Linked DNA regions of Homo sapiens: all the other regions are linked to region 1. The links are chromatin loops, found by intact Hi-C in ENCODE. Cell type or tissue: OCI-LY7. All regions are shown on one strand.

The links. A loop is a pair of places that touch in the nucleus more often than their neighbours do. Peaks named below come from ENCODE experiments on the same cell type or tissue, not always from the same donor. Only the 100,000 strongest peaks of a DNase experiment are listed, where the experiment ranks them.
Region 2: it touches region 1 in a loop (4-fold over the local background); 44 of 110 quality-filtered maps call a loop at or near these places.
Region 3: it touches region 1 in a loop (2.1-fold over the local background); 8 of 110 quality-filtered maps call a loop at or near these places.

What each region holds. Positions count from the first base shown.
Region 1 is chr13:99,281,269-99,283,768 of GRCh38, reverse strand. The region is part of intron 4 of UBAC2 (UBA domain containing 2); the gene reads right to left. Among named protein-coding and RNA genes, the nearest start is that of GPR18, 24 kb to the right of the region's middle. In OCI-LY7, no CTCF peak of the experiment used is centred here; a DNase peak (open chromatin) is centred at 1,288; H3K4me3 peaks cover 448 bases; H3K27ac peaks cover 1,498 bases.
Region 2 is chr13:99,424,406-99,426,905 of GRCh38, reverse strand. No RefSeq gene overlaps it. Among named protein-coding and RNA genes, the nearest start is that of LNCARGI, 7.1 kb to the left of the region's middle. RefSeq lists enhancers at 333-492, 803-1,072. In OCI-LY7, no CTCF peak of the experiment used is centred here; a DNase peak (open chromatin) is centred at 1,075; H3K4me3 peaks cover 925 bases; H3K27ac peaks cover 1,718 bases.
Region 3 is chr13:99,334,635-99,337,134 of GRCh38, reverse strand. All of the region lies in intron 6 of UBAC2 (UBA domain containing 2), which reads right to left. Among named protein-coding and RNA genes, the nearest start is that of FKSG29, 16 kb to the left of the region's middle. In OCI-LY7, no CTCF peak of the experiment used is centred here; a DNase peak (open chromatin) is centred at 1,364; H3K27ac peaks cover 603 bases.

The sequences.
Region 1 (2,500 bases):
AGCAAGACTCAGTCTCAAAAAAAAAAAAAAAAAAAAAAAAAAAAAAAAAAAAAAAGGTGGCATTAAGGCATTAAGGAAATGTCTGAGCCACAATTCAGACAGGCATGAGTTTCCATCCAGGCTTGCCACTTAAGTAGCCGTCACTTAGTGACTCAATCCTCAGACCCTCAGCTTTCTCATGTAGAACACAGCAATAGCAACATCTACTCTTGCAAGTCTGCTTGTGGCTATTCATTTAAATCTGGCTATTCATTTAAATCAGGAACATATGTCAAACAAGGCTCTACGGTACAAAATTGTTCAATATAAATTTATTAAGATTTCTTAAGAGAAAGGGTAAATCCTGCTGTCAAAAAAAAATCTCCAAATGGAATGCGTAATGTTAACATTTCATAATGTTACTCCATATTTTTCCTTCATATTGTCACTGATATTAACAAACCTATCCTTGGTATTGTCATTTATTTATACAGCAAATAATTATCAAGTGTCTCTATGAACCAGCTGCTATTCTACACACTGGAATAACAGCTGAAAACCACACAGACCAAGTTGCTCTCTGAATCCTACATCCTAGAAGCCAATATTAAACATTAAGTAAGTAAACAAAATAATTTTAGGAGAGAGAACTGTAAAGTGTTGATTCTAGCTCTGGTGTACCCATGACTGATTATTTGCCTTCCTAAATATTCTCTGAGCTACTTTAATAAATTCCCTTTCTGCTGAATCAGCCAGAATTCATTCTATTACTTCAACTAACAATCCAGCCAAAACAGGGATGCCTATTCTCTTGTAACTGACAAAGCCTTTTTCCTTTAGTTCAGATAACAAAAGCACATTAGATTTCAAGCACATTAGATATTTCAGAACTCAACACATAACATATACCAAAAAATCCAACCCTAAGACAGGTATGAGATTATTTTTGTGTGCTGTATATTTTGCTATAGTTACCAAGACATGGTTAGCATTTTGAATTTTTTTTCTTAGAACAATACAATGATCTAAATCTAAAATCTTTCACAAGGTGCAACTTTCCAGTGATAAACAAGAACAGGAAGTGAATCTTGAATACAACCAGACTTCAAGTTCCCTTCACTATTAAAGTATCTCCTTTGCTGTCTGTTACCTGAGTCTCACTTAACCAGCGTTAAACTTCCATCATTCTAGCCCAACAGTTATAAATATCTTTATTTCTTTTTGAACAAAACATATTTCCTATTAGACTGGAAATTTTGACACACTCAAATGTTTGAAGTCCCAAGAGGAAGACAGCTAAAATAAAAGGAATTGAGCAGCAAAGCAACTCAGAAAAGCAGAAATGAAAACAGATGTTAAACCTCTTTAAAACAAATTTTTACTAATAGCCTCAACCAAAGCTATTTCAGTCAACTACTAGAAATATTCTACCTAGTCAAAAGTTCTCAACAAGCTTCCTAGGTCATGAGCTCCTCAAGGGTGTGGGCTAACTCTTTCCAGGGTTCTATCTACCACCCAGCATCATGCATGTCATGACTCTCCATCATGGGTGATTTTGCCCCCCAAGTGTCATTTGGCATTATCTGGAGACATTTTTAGTTGTCATGACTGGGGTAAGACTGGGGAAAGGAGGTTTTGCTAACAGCATACACTGGGTGGAGGCCAGTGATGCTGCCAGCCACCCTGCAGTGCACGGGACCGCCCCCACCGCAAAGGGTTATGCAACTAAAATGTCAAAAGTGCTGAGGGTGAGGAAACTCTAGCTTAGGTCAATGATGCCACTGCCCTTCATGTTCAAATACAAAATCACTTATCATGTGGCTTCATGTAGACTTCTGGCAACAGCTTACACGCCCTTTTAAACTGGATACATTAGGTCTGCTCCCTGGTAAGACACTCTGGCCACTGAGACCGCAGTTTGAAATTCCTGCAGTGTTAAAAGCCTGAGTCTCCTTTCACAATTAGCCAGCAATCCATAAGGTAAGTACCTCTGCACGCCACTTTGATTCAGAAGGCACAGATCTTCAAACATTACTAAAATCTTGTTAAAATGATTGGCAATCTCAGTTCCTAATCAGTCCTCAGGCAATGTCAAGACATAAGTGAGACAAGAAAAGCCTCTTCCTCTTGTTATGTATCTTCTAACATCATGATTTTTCTTTTATCAATTTATAGAAAATAGCGCTGAAGGTTTCTGAGCCTGTTTCCTCAAAGTAGATGCGAGTTCTCACCTTCCAGGGCTGTTCTAAGGAGAGAAAGTGGCACACCTGCAGAGTGTCTGGGATGAGCCTGGCGTGTGCTTGCTGACTACCAAGGTGACATAGTACCAAGTACAATGCCGGACACATGGTATCCAACACCCAAATACTGAACTGAGCCCAAAGTGTGAGAACTTTTTGGTTGAGAAAGGAGATATCTTGTGAATATAAGAATGAATGGATTATATGCTTCTCTCTTAGGTAAGATGCTGGAAATGATTTTATAAGTCCACATTTCAATCCTTAAAAAAAAAAATCACTGA
Region 2 (2,500 bases), 140 kb before region 1:
TCTCCCCTGCATCCTCTCTTCTCTCCTCCCTTCTCTCTTCCCCTCCCACCTTCCCCTCATCTCTCCTGCATCCTCCCCTCCCTTCCCCTCCCTTCCCCTCCCTGCTGGCTGGAGGAATGTGCTGGGCATGACTCCTGCTGGACCTTGTGCTGGAAGGTGGTAGAAGCAGGGAGCAAAACCAACTTGGCCTCGCCTTCAGAGCTCGCAGCTCGCTGAGGGAGAGACAGATTAACCTCATGATGACACACATCCAAGCCTGAGTTGAACACATATGGTGTCTGAAGGACGAGCCTGCCATGTAACCCGGGGTGTAATTTACAGCGAGGTCCTTGAAATGCTCTTGGCCAAGGGGATACTGAGGTGGAGACTTGCAAGGCAAGAGGGGCCCCCAGGTGAGGAGAGAAGAGGAGAGCGGGCAGCATGGCAGCAGAAAGGCCATAGGCCACCCAGTGGCAGGAGAGGGGTGCAGGGCTGGGTGTGGAGAGGGCAGGGGAGAAGGGAGTGGAGGAATGAGGGGGGAGTCTGGCCCCTCCCCAAGCAATCTGCATGGCCTTTTCCTCTCCCACCAAAGGCAGCCCCCAGAGAAACACACTCCAAGTAAAAACAGTAGCTGCTGCAGGGACAGCCTCAAGAGAGCCCGTTCCCCATCCCGCCTGCGGGTCAGAGATGACCAATCTGCCGTTGGTGGGTCTTGTCCTCAGACACGGGAAGGCGTTGCTGAGGTGTGGACTGGGGTCTGCCCTGACCTCATTTAGGTCAACTATGGGCTGGGAGCAGCTCGTGACTCTGAGCTGAGTGACCAGGGACCTTAGATCCAGAGGGGCAAGGTCACCCCTCCCAGGGCTCTGGGGTGGACTTGGGGTTGTGGCTGCATTTGGGGTGTAGGGATCCAGGCCAGAGGGCTAAGCCCTGGTTTCGATGAGCTGGAGAAGAGCCTGGAAAAGTTTCTGGCCGGGGGATTGGGTAGGGGCCTGCTTGGGAACTGCCCCCTGAAAAACCCCACTGGGCCTTGATTTTGAGACAAGCAGGTGTTCTGAGAACTTCTTCCTCCCGCGGCCGCCCCTCCTCCAGGCCCTCTATTTATAGCGCTTCCTCTCTTGAGCTCCGCGAGAAAAGTGCTCTTGAAACACACAGAAGAGAAAAATTCTGAAAAATGTCAAACCACAGGTCCTTTCCCCTCTCTTCCGTTAAGATCTAGGTTTGTACTATTCCTGGTTGACCCCAGAGTAGACAAGGTCAAATGGGGCATCCTTGGGTTATCACAGTGGCGTTCAGAAGGTGCTGGCTGAGTCCTGGCTCCTCTCTGCAGCCTGTCTGGGACTAACTCAAGGGGCAGGGAACAGGAGACCCTTTTCCACCAAGAAAATATGGGGCCATGAAGGTCTAGCCTGATCTAGCACGTGAGTTTGGAGAGATCAACAGCAAAGATGGTGAGATGGGAGTTGGAAAATATCAGACTCTGAATTGGAAGCCTGATGCCATGTTCTAGTTCAAGCTCTGTTTGGGATATCACTTCTGTCTCTGAGTATATTTCCCTCTCTGTAAATTAAAAGAGTTGGACTAGACCCGTGTTTTACAAACTTTTAAAACACAGAGCACACACAACGGAAACAGAAGTCTTATGAAACAGTATTTGTCCTTATTACGATGTATTTTCTTTTCTGTTCTGTTTCCTTTTCTCTTCTATCTCATTTTTAAAAAGTTCTGATCATGGCCCACTAAAATGATCTCGAAACCCACAATAAATTATTAAAGTAGTAAATTTTATGTATATTTTATCACAATTAAAACAATTTTTTTTTCTTGAGACAGGGTCCTGCTCTGTCTGTCACCCAGGCTGGAGTGCAGTGGCAGTCATGGCTCACTGCAGCCTCCATCTCCCAGGCTCAAGCAATCTTCCAGCCTCAGCCTCCTGAGTAGCTAGGACTACAGGCATGCACCACCACACTCAGCCAATTTTTAAATTATTTGTAGAGATGGGGTCTCACTGTGTTGCCCAGGCTGGTCTCAAACTCCTGAGCTCAAGGGATCCTCCTGCTTTGGCCTCCCAAAGTACTGGGATTACAGGCATGAGCCACCTTGCCTGGCCCAAAACAGTTTTTTTTTTTAAACCAACTAATTGTGGATTTTAACCCAATGGTTGAAAAATACCAGACTACACATATTTAAGTTCTCCTCCAATTATTTTTAAAAACCTAATTGTTCAATCACAGAGGAAAAGTGCCGCTTTGACAAAACATTGATCATTTTAAATTTTATTTTCAGTTTTTAAAAAAATCAAGTTTTAAAATGTTTTCTTTTTAAAAAATCAACCAAGGATAGTTTCAACTGAAGCTAAACCAAAATACCCTGTGGCCCAGCATTCCCCAATCTGGGTACATCCTAAAGAAAATGAGTATGTAAGTTCACCAAATGATGTGTACAGAAATGTTCACAGCAGCACTGTTTGTAATAGCCCCGCATGAAATACAACTCATGTTTATCAAAAGGAGAATAACTG
Region 3 (2,500 bases), 53 kb before region 1:
TTTAAAAACACCATGTTGGGAGAAAGAAGCCAGACCCAAAGCCTGAAAACACGATTCCACTTCTGTGAATGAATGAACCTAAACCACACACTAAGCAGTAAAACGAGACAGGAAAGCGCAAAGATGATGACTATGTGTGCTAGGAGGGGTCACAGAAGGGAGGGAGAAAGAAGGGGAAGGGGTCACAGGAGGGAGGTGGGAAGGAGGAAGAGAGGTGGGAAGGAAGGGGGGCACCATGGGCTGCGGGGCTGGCCAGGCATGGTCTGTACCTGCATGGTGGATTATGGGTATATTTGCTTTATAGTGATTTGCAAGGCTTTGTGACAGTTAGTTTGTGTTGTATATCACAATTAAGAGTTAAAAGACAAAGAAATAAAAAACCCAGAAAAGGCAAGGCAATTTTAAAGAAACGTAAGTCCTATCAGATTTCAAGACATACTATAAAGTTTGGCTACCTAAAACAGTGTGGTCTTTATCTAGGGTTACTTAAATAGACCAAGAGAACAAGAGCCTAGAAATAGGATCCTCAGTGTAAGGGCACCTGGTATTCAGCAGACATGGGTAAATTGGGAGGGAAGGGGCACATGGGCTATACACAAGGAAGAGACAGAACAGGGCCCCTTCCTGACACCAAACGTAAACTTGCAATGGAATAAGAACTCAAATAGAATTCATGAAATTGTAAATCTTTCTGCACAAAATACAGAAGGAATACCTTTTTGGCACTGGGGTGGCAAAATATTTTAAATTAAGAAACATAAGGTACAAACTAGAAAAGAAAACACACACTGGTCTACTTTACAATTTAAAAGCTGTAGTATGCCAAAAGCTACCATAAATGAAATGAAAACACAAGAGGCCTGAAGAAAGTATTCAGAATTCATACAGCCAACCAAGGCAGCATTCAGAACATATCAAGAAACCCTAGGAATGTGTAAGAAAGAGCCCAGTTTTAAAAGCATATGAAAAGGTAATTTCAGAAGAGAAAACTCAAATGGCTGACAAACTCATGAAAAGATGTTTATCCTCACTTGTTTTTAGGACTCTGAAATCTAAAATGAGCAATCTTAAATACAGCAACTGGCAAAAATGTAAAGCTCCTCTAACATCCAGTTTTATCTCTTTTTTTTTTTTTTCCATTTTGTGGAGAATGAGGTGTTGCCATGTTGCCAGGCAGGTCTTGAACTCCTGGGCTCAAGCGATCCTCCTGCCTCTGCCTCCCTAAGTGCTGGGATTCCAGGTGTGAGGTTTTGGTAAGGATGGAGGGAACTGAGAACTCTCACACAGTCCCGAGGGAAGGTGAAGCTATGGCGCCTCTGGGGAGCAATGTGGCAACACCAAGTAGAGCTTTGAGGCTCATTCCACTGCAGCCCTGCATGAGAGAGAGAGGAAGCAGAAACAAATCATCCCCAAGAGGGGAACAGCTGCAGAGTGGGTTATTCATACAACACAGTACTATACAGCCATCCAGATGAACTCCATGTGCGTGTACTGATGTGTTTAAAGTGGAATGAAAAATACACATAGAAGGTATCACATGTTGCGCTCATCTTCCTGCAAAATTTCAGACAACAAAATAATAGTCTATGCCGTTTGTGCACACATCTGTCTGCGGTAACTACAGAATCACAGAAAGCAGTCTTTGCTGTAGAGGGGTGATGGGGGACAGGGTAGGGGGTAGGCAGAGGCATTCTCTGTAACAAATATATATTTTTAATGAAGAGAGACATATGAAGTCAATATGGAAAAAAAAAAACAGTAATGAATTGGAGGCAAGGAAGTAGAAATGCCTTTTCTGAAGATCTGATATAAAACAGAAAATAGGGTGTATATCAGCATTACGCTGATTCAGCAGAAGATAGCAAAATGTTATAAACATAACAAAATATTAAAAATGTAGTACAAATTAGAGCTGTGAGATTTGAATGAAGTACAAAATTAAACATTTTTATTTTTCGGTCTCAAAGTATTCAACTGTGATTGTTGATTTGTTCATTGCTCCCATTAGCTATTTTAACTTCATATATCTAGAAGCTGTTCCTGTTTGTGGACGCTGTTATTAGGCACACAAACACAACTGACCCTTTCGTCATAACAAAGCATTCTGCTGTGTTTTTAGTAATACTCATAGAGAAGTCTACTTTGTCTAATCTTAAAACAGCCATTTCAGCTTTCTTATGGTTACTGTCTCCATAATATATCTTCATCCTTTTAATTTCAGGCTTTTTTTGTGTCTTTGTATTTAAAGTGTGTCTTGTAGATACCATATAGCAATTTTTTTTCTTTTAAATTAGTCTGACAATCTCTACCTTTTGATTGGAGTGTTTAGCTATTATTCATACTTAATGTATTTGCTTGAATAGCTGGATTTTGCAATTTGGTTTCTGTCTGTCTCATCTGTTTCTTACTCTTTACTCCCCCTTTCCTACGTTCTTTTGTGCTATCAAATATTATTTAGTATTTTGGTTTTTTTCAGCTATATATCACTGTATTTTCCCCC